Regions from separate parts of the Homo sapiens genome. Here region 2 is linked to region 1. Evidence: read pairs that join two places in POLR2A ChIA-PET (ENCODE). Cell type or tissue: A673. All regions are shown on one strand. Each heading gives the region's core, and the rest is flanking DNA. Links, peaks and the distances in the headings are about the cores only. Region 1 has its middle 12 kb from the start of LINC02273. Region 2 holds the start of LOC127898556 (a long non-coding RNA gene).

Region 1 (13,044 bases), core at 7,397-9,896:
TACCATACAATATTGGTTTTCATGAGGTGCTGCACTGACATTTTTGTACTGCAGGAGGAATGGGGGCTTAGGGAGGCAGACCAAGTTCAAGGGTAACCAGCTTAGGAACACATCAGAGCTGAGGAACCTCTCAGGCCTTTATCCATAGGTGCACCTTAAGTTGGTTTTGTAGGCAAATTCTAAACAATGGGTTAAAAAATCATTTGCGTAAACAGAGTGGGGTCCCGGGAGGGAGTGGGATCCTGTGGAAGAGGACAAAAGAGAGACAGGTACATTGGGTGTAACTTTTATTGAAAACAATTAGCATTTCAGTGGGTTTGCGGAATTCAAACCTGTGTTGTTCAAGACCAATTGCATTAACAAAATTATGTGTAAGGCTGGTGTTGGGGGCACATGGAACCAGCACTTGCTATGAAAAGTCCAGGGGGCTTTCCAGTGGGTAACAGGAGAATAAACCTGAATGTGTAACTTCTGTTTATGATGACGGTGAACAAGAGAATGTACCCTAATTTAAGGCAGAACGCCCTCTTATCTCTGCGCTTGGCTCATCTCAGCCTTCAAACAGTAGTAGAGTCTGAAGTGAGGGAAAATGAGAAATTATACTAGTAAAGAAAAACCTGGGAGGCTGAGGCAGGAGAATCGCTTGAATCCAGGAGGCAGACATTGCAGTGAGCCGAGATTGTGCCACTGCACTCCAGCCTGGGCAACAGAGAGAGACTCCTTCTAGAAAGAAAGGAGAGGAGAGGAGAGGAGAGGAGAGGAGAGGAGAGGAGAAGAGAGGAGAGGAGAGGAGGGGGAGGGGAGGGGAGGGGAGGGGAGGGGAGGGGAGCGGAGGGCGAAGGCCCATGAGTGAATAAACTCAGTGACTTTAAGGGTTCCTTGGGAAAAGTGAAAAAGCCATGAAGCTCAGAAGAATTGGGACACATGAAACCTCTATCCAGTTTGAGACATAACCAGTGGGATGAATTCCACCTCGGCCAGCTTCTTGAAAAGCTGGGGTGCCTGAGGAAAAGGGAGATTTTTCTTTCATGGAGTAAATAGGTAGTGTAGGTTAATGTTTGATGGGTTGTGTGAAATCCCCAGAAGTCTCAGGGCATTAAACACCACAGTAGATTAAACGACACCAATTGCCATCATATTACCGTGAGAGAACGATTAAAGTGTAAACCATCACAAGGAATTTGAGTGATCTACATGACTCAATCAGCAAAGCAACCACACCATGAGAAGCTTTTGAAGCTAATGGAGAAGCATCCCTGCATGCCAAGTAGCAAAACGTCTAAGTTACAATTCAACCTGCTCCAGGAGCTCAGGTGCTCTTAAGCCACTCGACATAAGTATATATCAATTCCTAAAAATTAGTGCTGTGGTATCCTAATAACTTACACTGGAATAGCTCTTTGCAGACACTCAATATAACAGTTTTTATTAAAAAGTTGACACATATTATTGCAGAGCATTTCTCCTCCAATGACAATTCATAATAAGTACAGAAAACTCACAACAGAGAAAGATCATGTTTAATAAGCATTTATTATGTCCCCACAGCATGCCATTGCTGAAAAGGATATAGACATAGAAAGGAACTTTACACTCAACTAAATTAAAATCCAAAGAAAGGAAGAGTTGACCCTTGAACAACATGGAGATTGGGGAGCCAACCTCCAATGCAGTTGGAAATCCAGGTATAACTTTTGACTCCCTCAAAACTTTACTAATAGCCTACCGCTAACTGGAAGGCTTACTCATAACATAAACAGTCAGTTAACACATATTTTTAGGTGTTATATGTATCATATATTGTATTCTTTCCACAAAGTAAGCTAGAGAAAGGAAACTGTTAAGAAAATCATAAGAAAGAGAAAATATATTTACTATTCACTATGTGGAAGTGGATCATCATAAAGGTCTTTATCCTTGTTGAGTAGGCTGAGGAGGAGAGGGAAGAAGAGGGATTCTTGCTGTCTCAGGAGTGGCAGAGGTGGAAGAAGTGGAGAAGGTGGAAGGGGAGACAGGAGAGGCAGGCACATTTGTGTAACTTTTATTGAAAAACAAAATAGCATTTCAGTGGGCTCGCGGAGTTCAAACCTGTGTCATTCAAGGCCAATTGCATTAATAAAAATTATGCATCAGGCTGGTTGTGGGGGCACATGAAGCCAGCACTTGTCACGAAAAGTCCAGGGAGATTTCCAGTGGGTAACAGGAGAATAAACCTGAACGTGCACCTTCTGTTTATAATGAAGGTGAACGAGAGAATGTACCCTCCTAGCTTATTTTCTTCCCGTCCCACTCCTGCAGGAATAGAATTAGAAATGCAGCTGCATATAGATTTTTTTTGCATGTAGGCAGTTATTTCTAAGATAGTCTCCGTTGGCCAACCTGTCCTGATGACATTTCATATAGAAACTGTAAATGTCCTTGCCTCAATAGAGAGTCCTGATATTACCCAGCTGACATCAACACTGTGGCTTCATTGTGTTCTTTCCATCAGAGTTTAATTTCCTCAGTCAAACACAACTCCTGATAAAGAACCACCTATCACTCTGCCCAATTCCTCTGACCTATTTTGACCAAATGAAATAACATCTATATTGAACGTGGGTTTTTTTCCCTGACCAGGCAAATCTTCAGAGGAGATGCTGGCGTGCAGTGCAATCTTTCCAAGTTTTTCATGCTATAACCTGCGGTCCGTCTTGCAAATTAAGTATGATTTGGTTTGGTGGAGTTGATCTCTGGGACATTGTCCCCATTCTGCCTGAATTTTCCCTCCACCATTCTAGTCCTCCTCCGCGTCTGTCTCAGATAGTCCCTCACAGAGGCAGTACAGCTTGGTGCAGAGAATATGGATTTTGAAGGCCAGTTGCCTTGGGGTATAAGTCAGGCACTGATACTTACCGGTTGTGTGGCTTTGGGCAAGTTACTTTACCTCTCTGAGCATAGATCTTTTCCGTGTAAAAACAATAATTCCTCCCTCAAAGGGCAGTCAGTTCCAAGGCTTACATGAGATAATACTTGTCAGGTTTTAGACACATAATTGATAATCCATGTCAATTGCCACTGACTTGCCTCACTGACAATCCTGGGGCCCAGGACCAGGTTCCCTACCCTCACTTGGCTTTATCACAATCAGTTATTGGGTGTTTTTTGTTTTGTTTTGTTTTGTTTTGTTTTGTTTTTGTCTTCAAAGAAAGAATGTAACAGTTTAATGGATATAAAGGATAAGCGCACAAAATACAAACATTTCACTTTATTTTATATTTCTAAATATTTATATACTCTGCTTACATATAAGAAAAGGTAAATTCTGAAGCAGGCTGAGAATTAAGTAACTGTAAAATTTTTTTAGCAGAAAGTAATTTGGATACCAAGACTAAGCTGAAAAAAAACAAGATCTCACTCAATATTACAAAGGGAAAGAATGTTTTTGATGCTCCATGATCAAAGAGGGAACCCAGAATGATTTATAAACATGTTTGTCAAACTCTAACATATGTGGAAACCACCTGAATATTCACTGGATATTCACAGTGGGTGCTGAATAGTAACCTGCATTTTAACAAGCCCACCACGTTTTTTGTTGTTGTTGTTGTTTTTGATGTAGCAGGACTAAACTTTGGTAAACCCTGACTTAGAAAGGAGGCCATCATTAGAAGAAAAGACCAGCGACGTAACCCAGTATAACCCAGCAGCCAAACAATGTTTCCCATCTCTTTCTTCTCCTCCTCCCCTTCGTGCTTTCTCCCCTTTCTGTCTCTGTCTGTCTCTGTCTCTCTGTCTCTCTCTCTCTCCCAGCTCTGGCTCAACCTTGATGCTGGGGAAAAATGGAAATGTAATTGGTTTCCTCACGTATACAGTCAAGGTGGGGGTAGAGGATTGGGAAGAAGGATTACTCAGCATCATTTGCTAAATGAGAAAACCTGTGGCAATCAAGAGATTCCTTTCTTGGGAAAAGTTTAAATCTACAGCCCCAGAAAAGCTGCACAAATTAACTATCCAGTGAAACTCCCAGAATTTCTAAGAGTCCCAGTCAAACATGGGGGGTAGGCATGTAAAAGGAGAAGATAAATAAATTCGAGTCTAATCTAAGACCACGGAAAACAAGACTGAGTTAAGCAAGGTTTAAGACGAGTCAAAGATTAGGGAAAAGGCACCCAAATCTACATAAACACTCATACATCTCCAAAAGGGTGTTTCACGCACTTTTTAAAAGCTGTGTATATTAGTCACAATAGGCTAGATTATACGGCAGCGATGTATCAACCCCTAATCTCAGTAGGTTAAAACAGAAAAGGATTATTCTAACTCATGCTGAATATCTATCTAAGGGTGTCTGAACACTCTGCTCTGTGCCATCCTTGTTTGTCATCCTCATCCTGGGACCCAGGCTGAGTGGCCACTACTTGAAGCAAGGCCAGTAAACATGGCAAAACAAAAAAGAGAGGGGTGAGGGTGATCTGGATGGTCCCGCATTGGCAATGAAATGTGCCAAACCAGAGATATGTGCTCATTGCCCCAGATCAGTCACATGGCTCCACCCAACCATTAGAGGCCAGGAAGGACAATGCTACCATGCACCTGGAAGGGGGAAGAACCAGAATTATTGGTGGACAGCACTAATGACAAAACAATGTGGCACCGTGGCACTTTTTTATTCAAATAAAATATTATGCAGGACCCAAAATATGAGATATGTTTACTGGAGCTGCTCTGATTCAAGCTGAGAGGAGAGGGCGAGGTTGGAATTCAACCCCCACCACGAGACCCCTCCTCAGGCAGCCCCTGACACATCTCTGAGGACCCAGGACTCCTGGAGGCAGTTTGATGACCACTGCTCTAAAACACGCATTGCATTGTGTGTCTTATGTAAGTGCTGTTCTCTATTTATTGATGATTAATTGTTTTAATAAATGATTTTATTCTAATGGAAAGGTTTAATTAAATAGAAAAGCATTGTTCTGTGGCAAGCCTTTCTGTTTGAAACGGATGGTTACAAACAAAGCCTTACTTTTTACATATCATAAATGCAGACAAAATACTTATTAGAAAATAAACAACTCTAAAAATAGCCTCTGAACTTTACACCCTGCTCAATAAAATGAAGCGCACACAGAAGCTGGTTTCAAAGAGTACCCGTGCTACAGCATGCGTGACGCTCAAGGCCATTATGCTGAGCGAGATGAGCCAATCACAAAAAGACAAATGTCACAGGAGTCTGCATATGCCAGGTATCTAGAGTGGTCAAATGCATAGAAACAGAAACTAGAATTGATGTTGCCAGGGGTGGAAAAGTGAGGAGTTACTTAGTGGGCATAGAGTTTAGTTTTGCAAGATGAAGAAAGTTCTGGAAATCAATTGCACCACAATGTAAATACTTCACACTACTAAACTATACACTTAAACATGGTTAAGATGGTACATTTTATTATATATATATTTGAGATGGAGTCTTGCTGTCACCTAGGCTGGAGTGCAGTGGCACAATCTTGGCTCACTGCAACCTCCGCCTACCAAGTTCAAACGATTCTCCTGCCTCAGCCTCCCGAGTAGCTAGGATTACCAGTGTGCACCACCATATCTGGCTGATTTTTGTATTTTTAGTAGAGAAGAGGTTTTACCATGTTGCCCAGGCTGGTCTCAAACTCCTGACCTCAAGTGATCCGCCCATCTCAGCATCCCAAAATGCTGGCATTATAGGTGTGAGCCACCACACCCAGCCAATGCTATGTATATTTTACCAAAATTTTTTTTTCAAATAAACTTAAAAATGAATACCAGTGGTTCCTCATTCTTGAATAAAACTTTACTTTTCATTATACCTGTTCACTAACTAACATTTAAAACACTTTTCTTCCTTTCTACATCTCTAATTACAATTGAATTAAAATTTAACCTTCTGATCATAACAGAAAACATGCTTAAAGTCCAGTCTTTATTTGCTGTCATCTTCACTACCCCATCCTAGATCAAAATAAAATATTTAACTTGTTTTTGCCCAACTCTGTCTGGTAGGAAAGTATCTTACCCTGCTATTGACCTACCCATGACTGTAATGGGTTTGCACCAGGGTCTTTGGAAAGGCCGTAGTTTTTGAGCTTTTCTGGCCCAGATGGGAAGGAGATGCTGCCGTTTTCAGAAGTTCTGCCTGACGGTAGCTTAGTATCTTAGGAACTTGCTGAACTTGCTTTTGTGGAGGCTGGCACACTCTGAAGTCCTCCACCAGAAGGATGAATGGGCTGTGGAGCATGCACAGAGTGGTGGCTAGAGGGGCACACACTGGGTCAGCATCATGGGGGGAGCGTGTGTTGGGGAGAAGCACACAGCTCTGAGGTCCGAGGAACCGGTGATCTCAGGAAAATTGCTTAATGTTCACCTTCAGTTTCCCCACCTATACAGCAGGAATTAGCTGAAATCTAAGGGTATATGAGAATTCATTAACTTAATAAAAAAAAAACATATTGAGCACATTATGTGCCAGGCACTGTGCTAGGTGCTGGGAATATATCAATAAACAAAACAGACCAAAATTCTATACTCATGGAGCTTGGATTCTTAGTTGAGAGAGACTGTCAATAAATAAATAAGTAAAGTATATGACATGTTAATGGTGATAAGTGCTATGAAGATAAATAGTGTGCATGGGTGATTGTGTGTATGTGTGTGTATGTGTGCACATGTGTGTGTGTGTGTGTAATTTTAAATAGGATGACCAGGGAATTCCTCACTGAGAAAGAGATATCAGAGTAAAAAAAAAAGACATAAAGACATAAAGGAGGTGAGGGAGCAAGCCTTGGGGATATCTGGCAAAAAAAACATATGTGCAAAGGCCCTGAGGCCTGCGTGGCTGGATCAGAGCACGAAGCAAGCAAGTGGTAGGAAGTGGGGTCAGAGCAATGCCAGCAGGTGCAGAGGTAGATTGCTCAGGGTACTATAGGCCATTGCAAAGACTGAATTTTACTCTGAGTCAAAAGAGAGGATGCTGGAGCAGTAGGGAAGAATATGCTCTAACTCACATTTTAACACTATCTTTCTGGTGCTCTGTTGAGAGAAGAGTGAAGGCAACAAAGACAAAAGAAAGGAAGCCTGTCAGGAAGCTTCTGCAAGCATCTTTCCAGGTGAAAGATGAAGGCAGCTTGGAGCAAGGTGGTGGTGGTGGAGGTGGAGAGATTAATTCTAGTGAAGCACTCACTACTGTTTCTGGCACAGAATAAGTGTCCAGTGGGTGGTGATGGTGCTTATTATTATTAACAAAGTACATGGGGAGAAGTGGGAAGTCAGGGGCAAAAGAAAGCCACAACATTCAGTGTGCCAGACATTATCTGAATAAAGGGAAGGCAGAGCCAGAAACGTAGGATAATGACAGCCTGGGTATCAGGGGTAATCTCAGAGGCACTATTTTGGGACCAGAATAAAAGATTGTTCTGAGCTTCAAAGGCACCATGCGGGTGCTGCAGCAAGGGATCTGTCCCTGAGCCAAATCCTCCAGAGAAGCAGAGAATTAAGAAAAGTCAAGGTCAGCTAGGAGACTATCTGGATTCAGAGACACAGGAGACTCAAGAGTTGAGGGCATTTTGTTTGTTTATTTTTATATACCAAGATACATAATGTAGAAACCTCCCTGGTTTCTACATGGAAGCTAGAAACCACATAAGCACCTAAATACTATATCAGAAACACTTTAATTTAGCTAAATCAATATAAAAAGGGGCAAATGGAAGCCAAGTTTGGCCTTTCAGAAACCTAATGATCCCTTGCCCTTCCTGTTCAGGGGTAGATACTGAATCTTTCACCATGGCCATGCAAGAAGGGGAACTCTATTTGAGAAAGTAAATGCTTTAAGGGCAATATTTCCATAAGGTTTTTTTCTTTGTTTGTTTGTTTTGTTTTGTTTTGTTTTCTGAGATGGAGTCTTGCTCCGTCACCCAGGCTGGAGTGCAGTGGCGTGATCTCGGTTCACTGCAACCTCCACTTCCCGGGTTCAAGCAATTCTCCTGCCTCAGCCTGCCAAGTAGCTGAGATTACAGGCATGTGCCACCTCGCCCAGCTAATTTTTGTATTTTTAGCAGAGACGGGGTTTCACCGTGTTGGCTAGGCTGGTCTTGAACTCCTGACCTGGTGATCCGCCCGCCTCGGCCTCCCAAAGTGCTGGGATTACAGGCATGAACCACTGCGTGCAGCTCTCCATAAGGTATTTAAGATTGCTCCCCACTTTCCAAACGTTAACTAAGTCACTCCGCTAAATGCACAAGCACATTGGCGGTTGCCAATTGCTCCCAGGCCTGGTCACTGCCTGCGCTAACTAGCTCTCTCTAACTGTGTAAGAGGCTTTGAGTGTAAAATGTACAGGCAACAGAAAAGATAGGCCTGGGGTGAGTCACTGTCAAGAGCCCTGGTGGCAAAGCCCCTCCTCCTTTCATCTCTTTAGGGATGTAAGAAATGCTTGACATGCAATGATGTCTGTTTTGCCTCTGCCCCCATGCAGGTAGGAAATGGCTCTAGAATAGCACTGTAGCTCTTTCTGCAATGACGGAAACGGTCTACGCCTGGGCTGTCCAATATGATTACCATCCGGCCACATGTGGCTGTTGAGCATTTGAAATGTGCCCAGTGCAAATGACAGACTGGGTTTTTAAATTTTATTTTATCTTAACTAAAAGTTAAATTAAAGAGCCAAATGCGGCTAGTGTTTACTGAATTACACAGCACAGCTCTGGAAGGTTTACTAACTTTAATCCCAACTCCTGTCCTTTGAACTCAGTAAAGAATGTAAATGTCTCTGGGATTGGAGCCTTTTAGTAATCTAGGGAGCATGGCACCAGAGTCCTACGTGAGGGGTAAGGTCTGATGAGGACTGGAACTAGCCCTGCAGAGGCAGGTACAATAACCAGCAGCTATAGGACCGGCACACACCCTGGTGTCTCTCTGAGCCTGTTTCTTCACTGACTTCCTCACAAGGAATTATGAGAATTAAGCCACTCTAAAAATTTAAGATTGTTTTATAAAGCGATTGTTCTGTTATGGGTCCTGGGGTTTCTAAACAAATGGGAAACCATTTAATGACAAATATATGTAGAATGTTCTATATTCCTCATTCGTTTCTAAATTCATCCCATCTTAAGGCAAGAAGAAAAGCAAGTAGCCTTTTTTGGGCCATATTCCCTATATTTACAATATGAAATCTCAAAGCCATCTATAAGCCTAAGAGGCAGAAGCAGAAACAGTGCCAAGCTCTGAAAATAGCAACCAAAACAGCCAATCAAAGAACCTCGGTTCCATTTCCACAAAGTGGAGTGTTGTGCTGTCGTTTACATAACTTACCTTCATAATTAAAATCACAGGAACAGAGTGATAATTTTATATCAGTTACATGACCTTTAAATGGGAAGGTTAATGAGAAATATAAGAATCTATGTTTTTTTTGTTTTCATATTAAAAAAAATTTTTTTTGAGACAGGGCCTCGCTTTGTCACCCAGGCTGGAGTGCAGTGGCATGATCTTGGCTCAATGCAGCCCTCCCTGGGCTCAAGCGATCTTCCCACCTTAGTCTCCCAGTAGCTGGTACTACAGGCATGCACCACTACACCCTGCTAATTTTTAAAACTTTTTTTGTAGAGATGGGGTCTCACTTTATTGCCCAGGCTGGTCTTGAACTCCTGGGCTCAAGCAGTCCTCCTGCCTCAGCCTCCCAAAGTGCTGAGGTTACAGGCGTGAGCCACTGCACCTAGCCAAGAATCTGTGTTAAAGTGAAAACTTGTCACTGCTACCCAATAGTGATTGATGCTGAGACTAGCCAGAATAAATACAAAACTGTGCACTTCATGAACAAGGCTGGACACTGAAATCGGAAATGTATGTATTAAGCACCTGGCAGGCACAGAAAGGTGCTTTCACTGATGTATCATTTCCTATTTGATCCTTTCAACAAGCCTATGATGTCGCTATTATGATTTCAAGAGAGGTTAAGTAACAAGCCGAAGGTTATAGAGATGGGAAGTAAGAAAGTCAGAAGTCCCATCCAGGCTGCCTCCACTCCATAGCCAAAGCATTTCACACTCAACAACAGAAGATGGCTTGGAATAACATTCAGAAGTTTTTTTTTTTTCTTTAAGTTAAGATTTGTATCCTACTTACTTCCAAAAGACTTGAGGCAGCTTAAAGATTAAAATACAGTGCAAGAGAAGGCATTTAAGGATAACACTCTTGCTGAAGAATGCAAAAGAAATAGATGGTTTTAGACACCTGAGTGGAGCAGATTCTAACACTTGGGCATTTAATTTGGTTCTAACTTTTCTGACAGCTAAGCCAAAAAGAGAAGCATATTGGATTGCACAGAGTTTTGTTTTCCAACAAGGTAAAGCATACATATTCATCTACAGAGACAAAACGTTTTCCTGGTAGGAAACTTAGGTAGAAATTCATCACGTAGGTCCTTGGATAAAGGACACTGAGTGACACAGAGAACCTTACTCTCTTACTCTCATTTGTAAAAGAAGGGGGCCACATTAAGGTCAACTTCCAGTGCAGTGAGTGCATGAAATACTGCTAACGAAAGTTCCGCAAAAGAGTCAGAAACACCATTCAACAGAGCGCTGCTTTTATGGACCCTCTATAAAGACAGAAGACATAATATACTAAAGCACAGCTTAGTGAAGGAATTTCTATAAGGAGCTGAGAGAATATGAGCTGGGACTTTGCTTTATGGAGTCTAGCAGAGCAGAGAATGCCTTAGAGAATATCAATGATGAAGGGTTACCCAGTCATCGGCCCTCAGAGATGCTACACATGCTGGACAATGGGAAGATTATGTGGGTAATGTGGGTGAGGCACCACTATTTGGGGAGTAGGCCTCTACCTACAGGTTCAAAACAAGGTATATAAATGCATATTAAACATTTATAGTCATTCATTTTAAATAATTGAATAACATTCTATGTCAAGCTGTGTACTATGGAGAATAAAAAGAATAGGAGTGTGGTCTCTGCCTCCAGGAAGCTTATAATCTAATACAGGATTTCTCAACCTTGGCTCTGTTAACATTTTGGGCAAGATGCTTCTTTGGTGTGGGGAGCTGTCCTGGGCATTGCAGGGAGTTTACAGCAGCATCTCTGGCTCTACCCATCAGTAGCATCACCGTAGTGTGACAACCAAGAATGCCTCCAGACACTGCCCAGTATGCCCTGTGGTAGAGGTGGGAATCACTCCGGTTGAAATCCACTGATCCATTATGTAAGAGAAAGGGGGAAGAAATGCATGAAGCTGCGAATTTTAGTAATTCTAGTGCAATGGGTGTTAATTATTACAATGATCTAAAGGAAGGAAGTGCTCTCCCAGTGAGAAAAGCAGACATTGAAGAAAAAGGAGGAAGGTAGCTAAGCTGAGCCTTGGATTTGGTTAGGTTCTTGCCAATAGCAGCCTAAGAAAAGGCACGGAGAAGAGGCTGAGAAGCAGGTTGGGAGAGGCATGATCGTTTCTGTGGAGCACACAGGGTGTATGCAAGGGAGAGATCAAGGTCAGGCTGGACGCTTGAGGGCAGAGAGGGGACGGCTCTGAATATCAGGCAACAGACTTGGAGCCTGATTCAGTCATGCAGGGGGAGATTTGAAAGCTTTGTGTAGAGAAGAGAATCCTCTAATCTGCCCAAATAAAATATCAGATATCTGTGTAAAGGCTGGGTCCTATCATCTGCATGTTTGTGTCTCCCCAAATTCATGTTGGATCCTAATCCCCAATGCAATAGTATTATGAGGCGGGGCCTCTAGGATGTAATGAGGTCATGGGGGTGGTGCCGTCAAGAATGGATTAGTGCCCTTACCAAAGAGACTGCAGAGAGGTAGCTTGCCCCGTCCACCATGTGAGGACACAGCGAGGAGGTGCCGTCTATGAGGAAGAGGAACTTCACCAGACGGAATCAGCTGGCATCTTGAGCTTGGACTTCCCAGCCTCCAGAACTATGAACAATACATTTCTGTTGTTTATGAGCACTCAATTTAAGGTATTTGGTTATAGCAACCTGAACAGACTAAGACACTGTGTAACAGGGAGTGGGGAGAGGAGAGAAAATGCAGCAGCCCAGATGAGAGCAGAGAGTGGCAAAGTCAACAGAACATAGGAATGTTACATGGCAGGGAAAACTGAGGGGCAGGGAGGACCCAAAAATCCTGTGGGGATGTGCCTTCCATCAAACACACACAAACTCCCCTCCAGAGGGCTTTAAAAAGACCGCACCATTGCTGCTCTTAAAAGTGTAGGCTTCCCATGAGATGCTCTAAGGAGAGAGAGAAGAGTGGCTTCTGAAGACAAGGGACAGGGACTCCTGTTCTGGTACAGATCGTTTGCATTTGAGATCAACTATCCATGACCACCTGTTAGAACTGCATTGAGAGCTCAACCATTCCTGTGTCCTCAGCCCTGGCTTCATTTCTGTCCTCCTTTGCCAGATTGCCCCAGCCCCTTTCCTTCAAAGAGGAGGCCTCTGAAGCTCTGCTGTGCTGAGGACTATTCTGCAGGGTGAGCACTGAGAAGCCCCTTTCCCCTGCATGATTTCAGGCTTCAATACAGAACACATTTTATAGTCTCTCTGTTCCTTCCAGTCCACTGCTCTGTTGGGGCTGAATAAATATTGACTAGCCTATAAAACATAAGGCCTTTTATTTATACATCCTCCTGCTCCAAGGGCTGTGCTGGATCCCAGCCTCAGAACACACAGTGCATGTGTGGAGGGCTAGGAGCCACCACTGCAGTGCAAACCAGCGGCCACAGCTGTCAGGATGGGGCTGCCTTTTTGGGGTGCAGCCTACAGCAGCAGGTGTGAGGGCTGGCACAGTGGGGCCGTGTCTGCTAGGAATGCTCATTTTATAGCACATGGGAATGCTTTTGGTTGCAAGCAGCAGAGGAGTCCAAGACTGTGGAGTGCTGTGAGGAATCCGGGCTTTTTCTCATTCTTTGCTTTGACGCCCTTAGCTGTTGACTTTCCATCCTTGGTATTGTTATCTCATGGTCCTAAGACAGCTGCTGGAGCTCCAGGCTAGAAGGAAGGGAGGGCATAGC
Region 2 (13,864 bases), core at 5,333-7,832, 180 kb before region 1:
GTTAATCAAAAAGTTTTTAATAGAGTCATTGGAGGACCAAGGCAAATGCCTGGAGCCATAAACAGGTGGCACAAATCATTTTTAGTCTTGTTAGAGAATGAGGAGCGGGCTGCTGCAGGGAGATGATTTCCTGCCTAATTAATCTGCATGTTGTCACCCTGGAATTTATTCATTGTGGGGCATGAATCCCATCTGTAAGGCCAGTTGTTAGAATTGGTGAGAAAATACTTTCTTTTTTCCTTATTTATTAGAGGAGAGAGGAAGAGAGAGAGAGCAGAGAGCTCATGTAGTTATATTTCAGCTTGAAGCAAATCAAATACTCCTTTGAGTCTTCAGTACTTGAAAGCAGCCAAATGGCTGTTGCAGGGTGGCCTGTTACTTTCTTATTTATGAAGGAATTTATATGTATGTGTGTGTATATATATCACATTTCCTTCATAAATGTATATATTACAAAACCACATATATATTACATTATATATGTGTGTGTGTACATATATATAACTTTTTTGTTTTTAGTGGCAACACTTAATCGGACAGAGCTGCCAGTCACTAAAGGTGAAGTGAGATGTTTTGATTAGACAATCAGTCAATGCTGCACTAGTCTAAATAGTGTCTTTGTGAAAGTTAGAAAAGGCACCCCTTGCTCAAGACATTTTACTTCTATTTGCTGGGAAATTGTCATACTACATTGAATATGTTAGAGTAAGACACTTTACTTCCACCTGCCAGAAAGCTGTCATTACACAAACTGAAACCTACAGTGTCTTCAGTGAGAAGACTACCTCTTTAGCTACATTGTTCTTGTGTACCACATGGCCTAAACAATTGCACACCGGCACCACCATCGATGGCAGCATTTAGCAAGCTGCTGGGGATGGCTGGCTGGTTCATATGGTCCCTGCCCTCAGGCAGCTCAGTCTAGCTGGGAAGACAGACATTAGTCAAAATAAGCATCCAAATACATGTACTATGACAAAATGGGGAAGTGCTTTGAAGCAAAATTTCAGGGTGCTAGGGGTCTTCTTAAATTGAAGATAAATGTGTATCTAGTGTTTAAAATAGTTCTTGGCAACACTCAACTGATGTTTACAGGATGAAAATTTCACAAATTACAACCATCCACAAAACGGAGGTGTGTGGAAATAGAGCTTTCTTTGTACAACTGATTTTAATATTTGATTCCAAGACCCACCAAGCGGATAGTATCAAACAGTGATGTTTGCGTAAATCAGTTCAATATAGTGACTTCCAGTTAAATTCAATCCCCAAGCCCTTCCAACCTCTGTCTGTGGCTAGTTTAAGCCTTCAGAGAGAGACAGATGATTCCCTGACTCTTTGTGGTTGGGTCACAGGCTGCTGGTGGATGCTCCTTCCCTCACCCCTCCAGGCAGCCTATTCAAACTGGGATGTCAATGTCCCTGCTTATGTGTGGGCCTCTTTCTGAATGCTGAAAGCCCTGTTGGTCCCCTCCAAGCCACTTTTAAGGTAGGGCCCATCACAACCAAGGGCAGCCAGCTGCTGTTCCTCTGGCTTGTGCTGTGCCCATGTGTAGGATGGGTCTTTGGTGCTTCCCCTCCTAAGCTGCATCCAGGGGACAGATTGGCTTAATGCTCTACTGTCACCATCTTGAAATTCATAATCATTTTATCTTTAAACTTGTCTTTTGTGAAGTAGTGCACCCACCTGAGCAGAGGAGAGGTGTGCATAATGCATGCTGCCATTTCTTCCTATCCCATTTGCACATAGCATTAGTGTTAATTCCTTGTATCGACCAACCACTTAAGTGAAAATGGTGACATAGAAAGAAAGGGAAAGAGAGAGCAGCCCATAGTTTCTTTTGTCTTCAGTCCTTCCTTAACTCATCAGTAAGTCAAAGGTAGAGAATGTCAGTAGAATGTGTGTATGTCACAAAGGGAAATAAAGACAGCATCTCCCCTTTTCTGGAAAGGACAAAATACGTATGCACGTACAAGCTATGAAATACAAATTGTGCAATGTCAGGCCTTCTGCATATGAGTTAAATGCTCTTAAATTTGCATTTAAAGCTGGCATTGCACAATATAAAGTAGAATGGTAAAATTCGGGCTAATAATTTTAAATTCTAATTTTTCTTTACTTAGAACAACATTAAATAGCAAATAAAAAGCTCCATGACAAGTTGAGAGAGAAAGACTGCAGAAGAAAGTGAAAAGCTTTTAATTTTAGCGCTTTGTCCTGCTTTTTGAACAAGGAGTCTTACATTTTCATTGCACTATGTCCTGCAAATGATGTAGCTGGGCTTGCTCAAGCTAAACACATGGGGTAGAGCTCCTTCCCTGTTTTCCCACCCCCAGCAAAATGCGAGGAGTGGGGAGGGAGGGCAAAAGTTACACAGCTTTGTGCACTTCATTTTCTTTTTCCTTAAAACTCCAACCCTTTGTGTCCTCCCAGCACGTGTTTCTAGCTCCTCCAAGGGCAAATCATTGACAGCCAGGTTTAGTAGTCACTTTACACTTCTGGGAAAATGGCTGTGGCTTCTAGCTGGGAGCTGTGTCTTCTGAACGTAGTAAGAGTCTGGTCTTAGCTTTCAGGCTGGCCTGTCTCCACAGCTATTTATTATAGTTCACACTTAGCTGGGGCTTTTGGGAGAGAGGGAGAAGCCAGAGCCAACAAGAATGCAGAAGGGAGAATGCAGGAAGACAGGGCACAGTGCTTCCCATCTCTCCTGATGTGGACAGTAGAAACTTCCTGAGTACCTGCTGCATAGGGCATGGCTCTGTAGGGGCTCAGAAAACAGTACCCCAAAAGGAAGATCTCAGCAGCAGCCTCAGAAGCGAACGTTTCTCTCTGACCTTCTCCTGCCCTCCTCTCAGTCCCATTTTCTCCCAAGGCCAGCCACTGAAACTAGAATCCCTCTTTCTCAAGGCAGGTTATAGAAACCAGAACCCCTTTTCCCCAAAGCTAGCCATAAAATCTAAAAATATTATCTGTGAAAACTGACCATAAAGAACATATCTGACCTACCTGGTTTGACTGTAGGTCACAAGCCCCCATTCCAGAGAGGCCCTGCCCCACACCCAGAAGGAAGGAATGCTTTAGAGAGGCCAAGAAGAATCTAGACAGGTCTTGCTGGGTTTTCTACTCAGTCTATTAACATCAGATCATCCTCCCTTTTGTCAAATCAGACTTCTACCTGGCTGTCCATACTTTGTTAAGCCTAAACATAAAAACAGACAATTTCCCCCGTGTCTTGGGGTCTTCATTCTGAAGCCTCCGTGGATACACATTGAATGAATTAGTATGCTTTCTCTCCTATTACTCGGTTGGCCTCATGTCAGTGATTTTTCAGTGAACCACAGTTCCCTCGTCGGTGGGCTGCCATGTCAGGCAGGCAGGGAAGCGCAGTGGACTCTAGGAAGGAAGAAGCAAGGACCTTTGGAGAAGGAGCATCACTCAGGGGCAGAGACAGGAAGCCCCAGAGCCGGGTTTTTCGGTCCTCTGCTCCACAGTGCACAGGTTTCAGAATGCTTCCTGAGAATTCTCCATTACCACCACACTTTTTAATTTTAGGAAATCAGCATGTTTTATTCATTAAAAAGATAAAATATCTTTGTGCAAGAGAGGCCCCAAAGGAGAGCAGTGCTCAGAGTGGCTAATGGATTTCTTTGTAATGCGGTTTAATGCAACAAGGCAACTCATGTCTTTATGGTTGGGAGAGTTTTCTCCTTGGATGGGGAGTGAGGGGCTGAGAGCCTGAGACTGGGCATACTCCAGAATCCGCACCCAGCCCCTGGCTGGAGGCAGCCAGCCTTTGCCTGAGCTACAGCCCTGAGGCTGAGCCATTACCCTGAGTGACCCATCCCTGAGAGACCAAGAGGCAGTGGGGCTGAGCCATGCTCTAGACGTCACCTCTCAGTCCCAGAAAGGACACCCTGCAGGTCACCAAACAAGGGTTGAATTGTCCTCTGTGAAAAAGTCAGCCTCCTGAGCATGAAAAAGCCCTAGCACTGGTGGTTAGAAACCAACTGAAGCAGGGGTGGCTAAGCCTTCTGTGAGGAGGAAATTCTTTTTATTTTCTAGAATCTGAGATTCCTGAGGAGACCGTGGAGGGAAGGCCTCCTCTTCTGAGAGTGGGGTGGTGAAATAAGGAGCCTGTGAAGATGAGGCCCTTCTCACTGGGAGCCCTGACTAATCAAGAACAGCCAGGGCAACAGCTCCGTCTGTGGCCAGCAGAAATCTTTCTGATGCCCCCTGGCTTAGAGGAAAGAGAAACGGTGGGATTACAGCTATCCCATAAAAAAAGCAAAATTCATCTTTTTCACTTTCATCTGTGGGTCAGAAAATAGACACTGAGGGCTGAACGTCCTTCCACAATGGGTCGGCCAGGATGGCATCTGGTGTCTCAGGGCCAGAGGCAGGTGAGGGGAATGGAGGCTGAGAGCGGCTCTGAGGGAGGAGGGCCCCACTGTTGGCAGCTGCTTCCCCTCCTCGTATTTTCCCCCTCTTCTCTCTGTTTTGATCTACTAGTACTTCTGTGTTTCTGTTTCTCTTCCTAGCCTGGCTTTTCTACCCTTGGAGAGGCACTCAAAGAAAGCTCACAGCAGGTGAGCAGAAGGCAGGAGATACGAAAGGAAGCCAGGCGGTGGGGTAATCAGGAGGTCATGTTGTGGAGCCAGAGGTCAGAGCACTTTGAGGTCAGTGTTTCTGGTATGGGGGATCCTATCTCTGCTAGAGCATAAAGACATAGAATACGTTTTCTGAGATCGTTCTTTGCTCCAAAGCTTTCTAGCTTGGTTGAAAACAAACCAATGAACAAGCTCCTAGGGGAGAAAATAATTTCACCTTCCATAGTTTTTCATTTTTACTTACCCTTTAAAAAATAATTTTGACTTTTATTTTAGATTCAGGGGGTACATGTGCACATTTGTTACATGGGTATATTGCGTGATGCTGAGGTTTGTGATATGATTGAGCCCATCACGCAGGTAGTGAATATAGTACCCAATAGTTTGTTTTCCAACCCTTTCTCCCCTCCCTCCCTCCCACCTCTATTAGTTCCCAGTATCTATTATTGCCATCTTTATGTCCATGAGTACCCAATATTTAGCTCCTACTTATAAGTGAGAACACGCGGTATTTGGTTTTCTGTTCCCGAGTTAATTCGCTTGGGTTGATGGCCTTCCATTGCATCCATTGGGTTTCCTAGGTTTTCTGCTAGGATTCATGTAGGACATGATTTTGTTCTTTTTATGGTTGCATAGTTTCCATGGTGTATATGTACCAGCTCTTTATCCAATTCACCATTAATGGACACCTAGGTTAATTCCATGCGTTTGCTATTGTGAATAGTGCTGCAATGATCACACGAGTGCATGTGTCTTTTCGGAAGAACGATTTATTTTCTTTTGGATATATACCTAGAAATGGGATTTCTGGGTCAAATGTTAAGTTCTGTTTTAAGTTTTTTGAGAAATCTTCAAACTTCTTTCCACAGTGGCTGAACTAATTGACCTTCCCACCAGCAGTGTATGTGGTTCCTTTTCTCTGCAGCCTCACCAGCATCTGTTGTTTTTTCGACTTTTTAATAACAGCCATTCTGACTGATATGAAATGATATGTCATTGTGGCTTTGAATCACACTTCTCTGATTGTTAGTGATAATGTTTCTTTCATATATTTGTTGGCTGCTTGTATGTCTTCTTTTGAGAAGTGTCTGCTCATGTCTTTTGCCCATTTTTTAATGGGGTTGTTTGGTTTTTGTTTGTTCAATTGTTTAAGTTTCTTATAGATTCTGAATATTAGATCTTTGTTGGATGCATAGTTTGCAAATATTTTCTCCCATTCTGTGGGTTGTCTGTTTACTCTGTTGATAGTTTTTTTTGTTCGTTTGTTTTGCTGTGCAGAAGCTCTTTAGTTTAATTAGGTCCCATTTGTTAATTTTGTCTTTGTCACAATGGCTTTTGAGGACTTAGTCATAATTTTTTTCCCAAGACCAATGTCCAAAATGGTGTTTCCCAGGTTTTCTTCTAGGATTCTTATAGTTTGAGGTCTTACATTTAAATCTTTGGTCCATCTTGAGTTAATTTTTGTATATAGTGAAATGTAGAGGTCCAGTTTCATTCTTTTGCATATGGCTAGCCAGCTATCCCAGCACCATTTTATTGAAAATGGAGTCTTTTCCACATTGCTTATTTCTGTCAACTTTGTCAAAGATCAGATGGCTATAGGTGTGCAGCTTTATTTTTGGGTTCTGTATTCTGTTTCACTGGTTTTTGTAGCAGTGTGATGCTGTTTTGGTTACCGTAACCTTATAATATAGTTGGAAGTTGGGTAATGTGAAGCCTCCATCTTTTTTCTTTTTGCTTAGACTTGCTTTGGCTATTGAGGCTCTTTTTTGTTCCATATGAAGGGATAGTTTTTTCTAGTTCTGTGAAAAATGATGTTGGTAGTTTGATAGGAATAACACTGAATCTGTAGTTTGCTTTGGGCATTATGGCCATTTTAGCAATATGAATTCTTCCAACCCATGAGCATGGAACATATTTCCATTTGTTTGTGTCATCTCTGATTTCTTTCAGCAGTGTTTTGTAATTCTTCTCATAGAGATCTTTAATCTCCTTGGTTAAATGTATTCCTGGGCATTTTTTATTATGTGTATGGCTATGGAAATTGGATTGCATTCTTGATTTGGCTCTCAGCTTGAACATTATTGGTGTATAGAAATACTACTGATTTTTTTTACATTGGTTTTGTATCCTGAAACTTTACTGAATTTGTTCCTCAGTTCCAGGAGGCTTTTGGCAGGGTCTTTAGAATTTTCTAGGTACAGACTCATATCATCAAACTTATTTCATTCTCTTGAGTGATTGCTCTAGCTAGGACTTCCTGTCTTTGGTTTACCCTTTGCACAGTTTTCTGCTTCCTATTCTCTACTTTGTCTTCTTTGTTAAGCGTAGATAGTTGTTGGGGCTGGAAAACTAGACTTGGGAGCCAAGGCAGTGTCTAAGTTGCATAAAGAAAAGACACAGACATCCTGGCCAGCACGGTGAAACCCCGTCTCTACTAAAAATACAAAAAAAAATCAGCTGGGCATAGTGGTGGGCGCCTGTAGTCCCAGATACTCGGGAGGCTTAGGCAGGAGAATGGCGTGAACCCGGGAGGCAGAGCTTGCCGTGAGCCGAGATCACGCCACTGCACTCCAGCCTGGGCAACTAAGCGAGACTCCATCTCAAAAAAAAAAAAAAAAAAAAAGAAAGAAAAAGAAAACACACAGATATCTAATGAGATAAATCTATAAAGACAATAGGAAAAAGCTGAGGATGATAATAATGGTTGCTGTTGATTCAGGATCCAATATATTCAAAGAGCTTTCTATATATCACCTCATTTAATCCTCTCAATAATTTTTGACCCCATTAGGGGGTCAAATTCTTGACCGCATTAGAGGCCGAGAAGAAATCAAGTGCCCAAATAGAGAAAGAATAAAAGGAGAAACCAAAGAGAAATAAGAGAAATGTGTGGTATAAGAAGGCGAATGCCTAGAACATGTGCCACTTCTCTCTTTTTCAGGCCTGTGACAAGCATGTTAATCAATCACAGCATCCTAGATGTAACTTGAATTTTCTTCTCCACACAACACTCCAAGCAACCATTACTAACTGGTAGAAGCAAGCACTCAATTTTAAATGTATTTGCTATGCTTAGTGTTGTAAGAAAATCGACAAAGTTCTAAAAGGGGAAGAGTTGGAAGATGCCAGCTGCTTCAGGGGGGCCATGCTGAATAGCACTGATTGTCCGGGAGCACCCTGGTTGTACCTGCAATGAGGGTGTTTTCTGTCGAGGGGTGGTGGTGGGATCCATGCTGTGAGAGGTTAAGAAGGTAATGGAAAGAGAAGTAGAGGCTGCGGGTGCCGGTCACCTGTTCCTTGAATTTGCAAGCAAAGTAGGTTCAAAAGTTGCTCTGATAGGTAGTAGGGTCCAGCAACAGAGAGGAACTGGGTATTCATAACAGAGGCCATAAGGAGAGAGAAGCTGAGAAGCCTAGAGACCACAAATGTGAAAATGCTTCAAAGACTATGAAGTGCTTTACAAACATGCAGAGAAGAACATAGAATAGTAAAATATTTGACTCTCACCTTTTCCTCATTAAAAATAATAGGTGGATAAACAATTTTCTCCAAATATCGTACACATCAGGTACTTAGTCTCCAATGAACTGATAGGATCAATGGCATTAAGCAGCCAGGATGTGGGACGCATGTTCCAAAGGCCTGTTTCTTATTGTCTCAGTTGTCATTTTTATATTTTAAGAACAGATCTTGCTGTGAGTAATTGGAAAGTGTGGGCTCTCTCGTAACCACAGTTCCATCACTGCCTCTCAACTTGACCATGAAGTCCATACAGACCCCACTCCACCTTGGCTCCTACAGAGCTCAGCTTCGATGTACTCCTCAAATTGCTGCAACCACCTCCTCCCTGTCCTGCTGGTAAATAACACCCACCCACCCACCCACCCGAGGCATTTTTTCACAAACACTATCACTACAAAATATTTCTACTAAATGTTCACAAAACGAACAAAATCCATCCGCTATTACTTTCAGAAAATCGTGCCACAAAACAGGCCTCCCACATCACACTCAACGGTTGTGCTACACCTTGTAGTTAAGGTGAGTCTCGGCATGATTCAGCCTGATTCAGCCACGGACAGGAGGGGAGAAATTGTTTTAAGTTACAACCAACGTGGATGACGTTTTCCTTGAGACATAGCTTCCAGGAGTTACCACGACATTTTTCCTATCCATGCTCTGTGTTGAATAACAAAAGCTACAATTTATTGTGCAGCTAATTTGTGCCAAGTACTTACAAAAGTTATTTCGAATCCTTCTAAGTTTAGCAGGGGAGAATCCTGTGGTGGACATAGAGAGATGTCACTCAGGATTTGTTCACCAGCAGGGGGTTGCGGCCAGCAAATGACCTCAAGCTGTCAGCTCCTTTTGGGTCTTCCTCAGCTGCAGAGGACTGCCTGTCTTTCTCAGGGCAGCCTGCATCCTTGTAAATGCCCAGCCATTTTAGCCCAAAGTGGAACATTCCATCAGACAGTTCTCATGCTCCAAAGCTCTGGGGTCAAGGCTTTGTTTGGTCTTCATCAAAGTTTAGCTTCTTCCTCTGCCCAGTCTGTGTCTTCCTCCTTTTTTTTCAAAAGTGCTGATCCCTAGTAAACATCTTGGACTGCAAACTCAGTGTTTGCTTTGAATTCTGTTTCCCAGTCTATAAAAAGGAGATAGCACCTCCTATGGTTATTATAAAGACAAAACAAGATCATGCATAGTAGAGTGCTTTTCACCATGTCTGGCATATAGAACATGCTCAGTAAATGCTTGGCCATGTCCAAAGTCACACAGCTAGAAATTGTTGGATCCAGGACTCCAACCCCTCTGCCTAACCCCTTGGCCCCAAAGTTGGTTTGGAACTCTCTCATGATACTTCTCTGATGCTGCTTTGTTTCATGGTTATTTGCCTGTTATTATATCCCTGCCATCTAGCTGCTAAGTTCTTGGAACAGAGATTACGCTGTATCCACCTGCAACCCCAAGGCCTTGCAGGAGCCTTACACATGGGGTGAAGCTCCATTGTTGTTTAATGACTGAATGGCTGTATGCCTGACTAAATTGCCAACTCTTTTAAACTTCCTGTGGGGCCTGGAAAAAAAAATTGGATCATTTAAGATGCCCAGATTTTACTTGGTGTTTCTGGGTTTCCCTGTCTTCTCTATACCTATTTTACGGGAATCTCTAAGCTAATAAACCTAAACACCAACCTGAACAGGGCAAGGAAGTGACTGTGTTGGACCAGGTTGCAGGGTTTTGAGTGAGAGGCTAGTGCTGGAATCGCATTAGGGAGCTGCCCTGTGCACAGCCCAGACCCCTCTAGGGCTGTTGGCCGGGCAGGGGACACTGAGATGGCCCTGCCGCTGCTCTCAGCATGGGCCCCTGCTGTGGGGTGAGGGGTAGGCAGAGAACCTCCCTACCCTAGCAACTTCTGTCTATCAAAAGAGGCTTCCTGATGGGTTTTCTCACTCACTTTCATGAGCCAAGTACTTGGATGTAAGACTAAAATGATTTGTCCAAATTCTGAAAACTTGGATTGTAATAGTTTCTACAGAACACTTTGGCAGAATAATCTGAAAAAGTCTTTCTTAGTAGAAAGTCACACCAGCATATCATGAAACAAGTCCGCTTGGGTGAGCCAATCTCCTTTCTGATCTTCCCAGGATTCTTCCTTGCCACAAGAAGAGCTGGGAATTCACTGTAAGGCGGGCCTAGTCCAACGTTGGACTATATAAAATTGTTTTTCTTTTGTCTACCTCCTCCACTCCTTTTCACTATGAGGGAGATTTTAAACAGAATTCTTTGATGTTTAATTACCTTCCAGCAGAATTAAATCTTTAAAGAGGAACCCAGAGAGGGCAATGCTTAACCTAAAGGTTTTAATGGTGGAATTTGAGGCCATATGACACCGTCCCATCCCAGCAACTGCCTCCACTCTGTGTTAAAGGCAGGTCTTGCTCACAATGTCTCTGCCATGCTATCTGCCAAGGGCTGTGGCAGTGTGGGATACCATATGTTTAGTAAAGGTATTATTATAATCTAGGTTGTATTGGGCCAAAACATCACATGATTGGATGATATAGTTAGAGGAAACAGAGCAGGAGAAATTAAGGCACACACTATGAAGAAACGGGAAAAAATATTTTTTTCAGATGAGAATTGAAGTAAGATGGAACTAATGAGGCAGAAAGCAGTTTGGATTGGCTACTTAGAATGCCTCCTCAGGGAGGTGGGAGGTAAGACAGAGATGCTGGATGGATCTGGCCCCAGTGTTTCTTTTTATTTTTTTAAAAACATTTCTCCCACCCCCCCAATTATAAGTAGTACATGCCTATTGTAGAAATTTTGTAAAATAGATAATTATCGAGATGAAAGTTAAAAGCCATATATGAAGATTCTACTGCCTAGAGTCAGCCATTCTTGACAGTTTGGAATGTTCCCGAGTGGCCTTTAGAAATTATACACACATGTATTAATTTTTTCCCAGAAATGTTTTGGTTTAATAGACTGTCCTTGTTAGTATGTCAATAATAGTAAATTTCATATCTACTGTCTTTTGATTTCCAGGCCTGCTCTAACAATGTGACGTGATGTGTCCTTCTAGACAAGGCCAATATTAATGATGACATGTGAGTTTGCATTTGTATGGTGGCTGTATTTAGCATAGTTGCTGAAATCTTTCGTAATTCTAATAGTCCATATGGAAATTTTCAAGGATTTTCCACATCAAGAAATCATAATACCTGTGAATAATGACAATGCTGTCTCTTCCTTTTTAGTCCATTTACCTCTGAATTTTTTTTCTTGATTTACTCTGTTGGGTAAGATCTCCTGTAGAACAATGTTGACTAGAACTTGGGACAAAGGACAGAGTATCCTGTAGAGCTTCTAATGTTTTAAAAGTGTAAAATTAAAGACTTGCTCATAATAAAAACTGTTCACCAACTATAAAAGAAAAATATTTTTCAAAACTTGATGACAAGCATCTACCAAAAATCTAACAAGAATATTCTACTTTTAACACATATTGCCCATGTCTAGGAGGATAAATGCATATTAATAATTGAATATGCATGTGAATGCATATTAGTTAGGAAGCCTAGAACTCGAAAGGTAATGAATATGATATTAATATTATGCACATATTAAAATGGACATCTTTCTAAATCAAAGCCTTTCTGGAAAAAATATAACATGTTTGTGTAATTTCTTTAAGGCCAGTAGGGAACAATTCTAACATGTTAAAAATGGTTGACTCAAGATACTGGAATTTATATTTATAAAAGACAAACAAGTTTTAAGACAAAAATAATTTATAGGGAAAAAGATAAAGCACAAAATAATGATAAAAGGAAAAATTCACTAGAAAGATAATGCATATTTTTAAAAAACAATTTTATAATCTCTTTTAGTGGGTAAATTTAATATAATTATATTTATTTTGAATATTTATATTTTTAGAAGTACATATTCAATTTTTATTCTTTTAGCGGTTACCTTTGAATTTTTAGCCTACATACTTAATTTAAGAAATCTAACATTAAATCAACACATCTACCCTCCGTGGAACAATACCAGAGCCTTAGAATGTTTTAATTCTGGTGACTCTCACTTACGATCCACGTCGTTATCTAAAATTTTGGTTCTGTTTTGTTTTTAAATGCCCTAAAATTAGTCATTATATTATGTATAGAGTTTTTGTTTTGTTTTTCTTTCATTTCTACAGTTGATACTTATTTGGACTTCCCTTTGCATTTACCAATTTATTTGCTCCACAACGTTTTATGTGTTCCTCTTCTATTTTCTAGGTTCAATTTATTTCTAAATAAATACCTCTCTTCAGTAGTTCTTTCGGCGATGACCTATGAGTGATAAACTCTCTTTGCTTTGTTTTGCCCTCACTCTTGAGTGATGGTTTCTCTAGGTATACAATTCCTTGTTGACAATTATATTCCTGAATACCTTGAGGATAACATTCCACTGTATCTGGGCTCTATTTTTTCTGATGAAACATCAGTCCATTTATTGTTTTTTTTTGTTTGTTTGTTTTTAGATATCTGTCTTCCCTATCTTCTAAATTCTTAAAATTTCTGTATCATTTTTCATCTCTTTATTTTTCAATGCTGTAATTAATGGCAATGTCTTTAATTTTATAAACATGCATAATTTACTCAATTGTCTTCTTAACTGAACATTTATATTTGCTTGCTTTTTAAAATTAACTATTCATGCTGGGATTGGCATTGAGTATACATATACTTTTCCATACATTGCATATTAAGTTACATGCAATACAGAGTAATTAATTGAGTTAGGAGGAAGGGAAATTATTAATAGGAAAACAATAAAACAAAGTACAGGGTAAGCACAGAAAAATTAATTCTACTTTTTCCTTGAGGTAAGCTATGAAGCTAAGGTGCCTCAGGGGAGATGGAAACATGGTTTAAATATGTTTTACATTGTCCATAAAATAAAATTGAATGAATTACTCAGGAGAAGTGAACTTTTTTCCTAACACTATTATAGATGAAGAAGACACCCATGGCATGATACTGACATGCAATTCAGTCATGGTGATTCTAAGAGGAGTTGAAACAATGTGTTTCATATATACAACTTTCTGAGAGTCTGACTTCTTCTATGAGTAATGTTCTAAATATTTCCTACAGGGTCTTAATCTGCAGACTGTGAAACTTCTGGAATTGTCTGCCAAGTTTGTATGTTGCCTTTTGGGGTACAGAGATTTGAGGCTGTTGCTGTTAGTCCTGTCTGATTTTGTATAGGGATCCACTCCAGCCTGAGACCTGAGTTGGCTCAACTATCATATGGTGAAGCTTGTTTATGCTCTGTCTCTTTCTAGATCTGCACAGGAAGCACAAAGCTCTGGTTACCACTGGAAGCCGTCTTGCCCCCATAAACCAGCCTTAGGATGCCACTGATGCTGTATGGCAGAATGGAGTAACAGAGAGAAGTAAGTTGTTGATGACACCATTCACTGCTGATTGTACCATGTCTGGAATCTGCTCTACATCTAGATTTCAGTTATTTCCAGATATTTTAATCGAATGTAAGCCAATGTGAATCATGTTTTTATGACTTGCATCAGTAAGCATTGTAACTGATACAGAGATGCATAACTTGCCATTGAAGAATCTATGACTAAACGGATGTAGGAATCAGCTATAAAAATGGATGACAGACTGGGTGTGGTGGGTCATGCCTGTAATCTTAATGCTTTTGGAGGCTGAGGTGGGAGGATCACTTGAGCCCCG

Evidence for each region. ChIA-PET counts read pairs that join two places held together with the same protein. Peaks named below come from ENCODE experiments on the same cell type or tissue, not always from the same donor. Only the 100,000 strongest peaks of a DNase experiment are listed, where the experiment ranks them.
Region 2: POLR2A ChIA-PET joins it to region 1 with 13 read pairs; 3 of 35 experiments call an interaction of 5 or more read pairs at or near these places.

Annotation. Positions count from the first base shown.
Region 1 is chr4:152,082,398-152,095,441 of GRCh38, forward strand. No RefSeq gene overlaps it. Among named protein-coding and RNA genes, the nearest start is that of LINC02273, 12 kb to the right of the region's middle. In A673, for the core only: no CTCF peak of the experiment used is centred there; a DNase peak (open chromatin) is centred at 8,414.
Region 2 is chr4:151,908,312-151,922,175 of GRCh38, forward strand. LOC127898557 (a long non-coding RNA gene) reads left to right here. Exons shown (of 4, transcript NR_183042.1): 3 at 13,453-13,563. It overlaps LOC127898556 (a long non-coding RNA gene), which reads left to right and starts at 4,535. Exons shown (of 4, transcript NR_183041.1): 1 at 4,535-4,676; 2 at 8,293-8,468; 3 at 13,453-13,563. LOC102724700 (a long non-coding RNA gene) reads right to left here and starts at 1,859. Exons shown (of 5, transcript NR_188364.1): 1 at 1,687-1,859. In A673, for the core only: no CTCF peak of the experiment used is centred there; no DNase peak of the experiment used is centred there.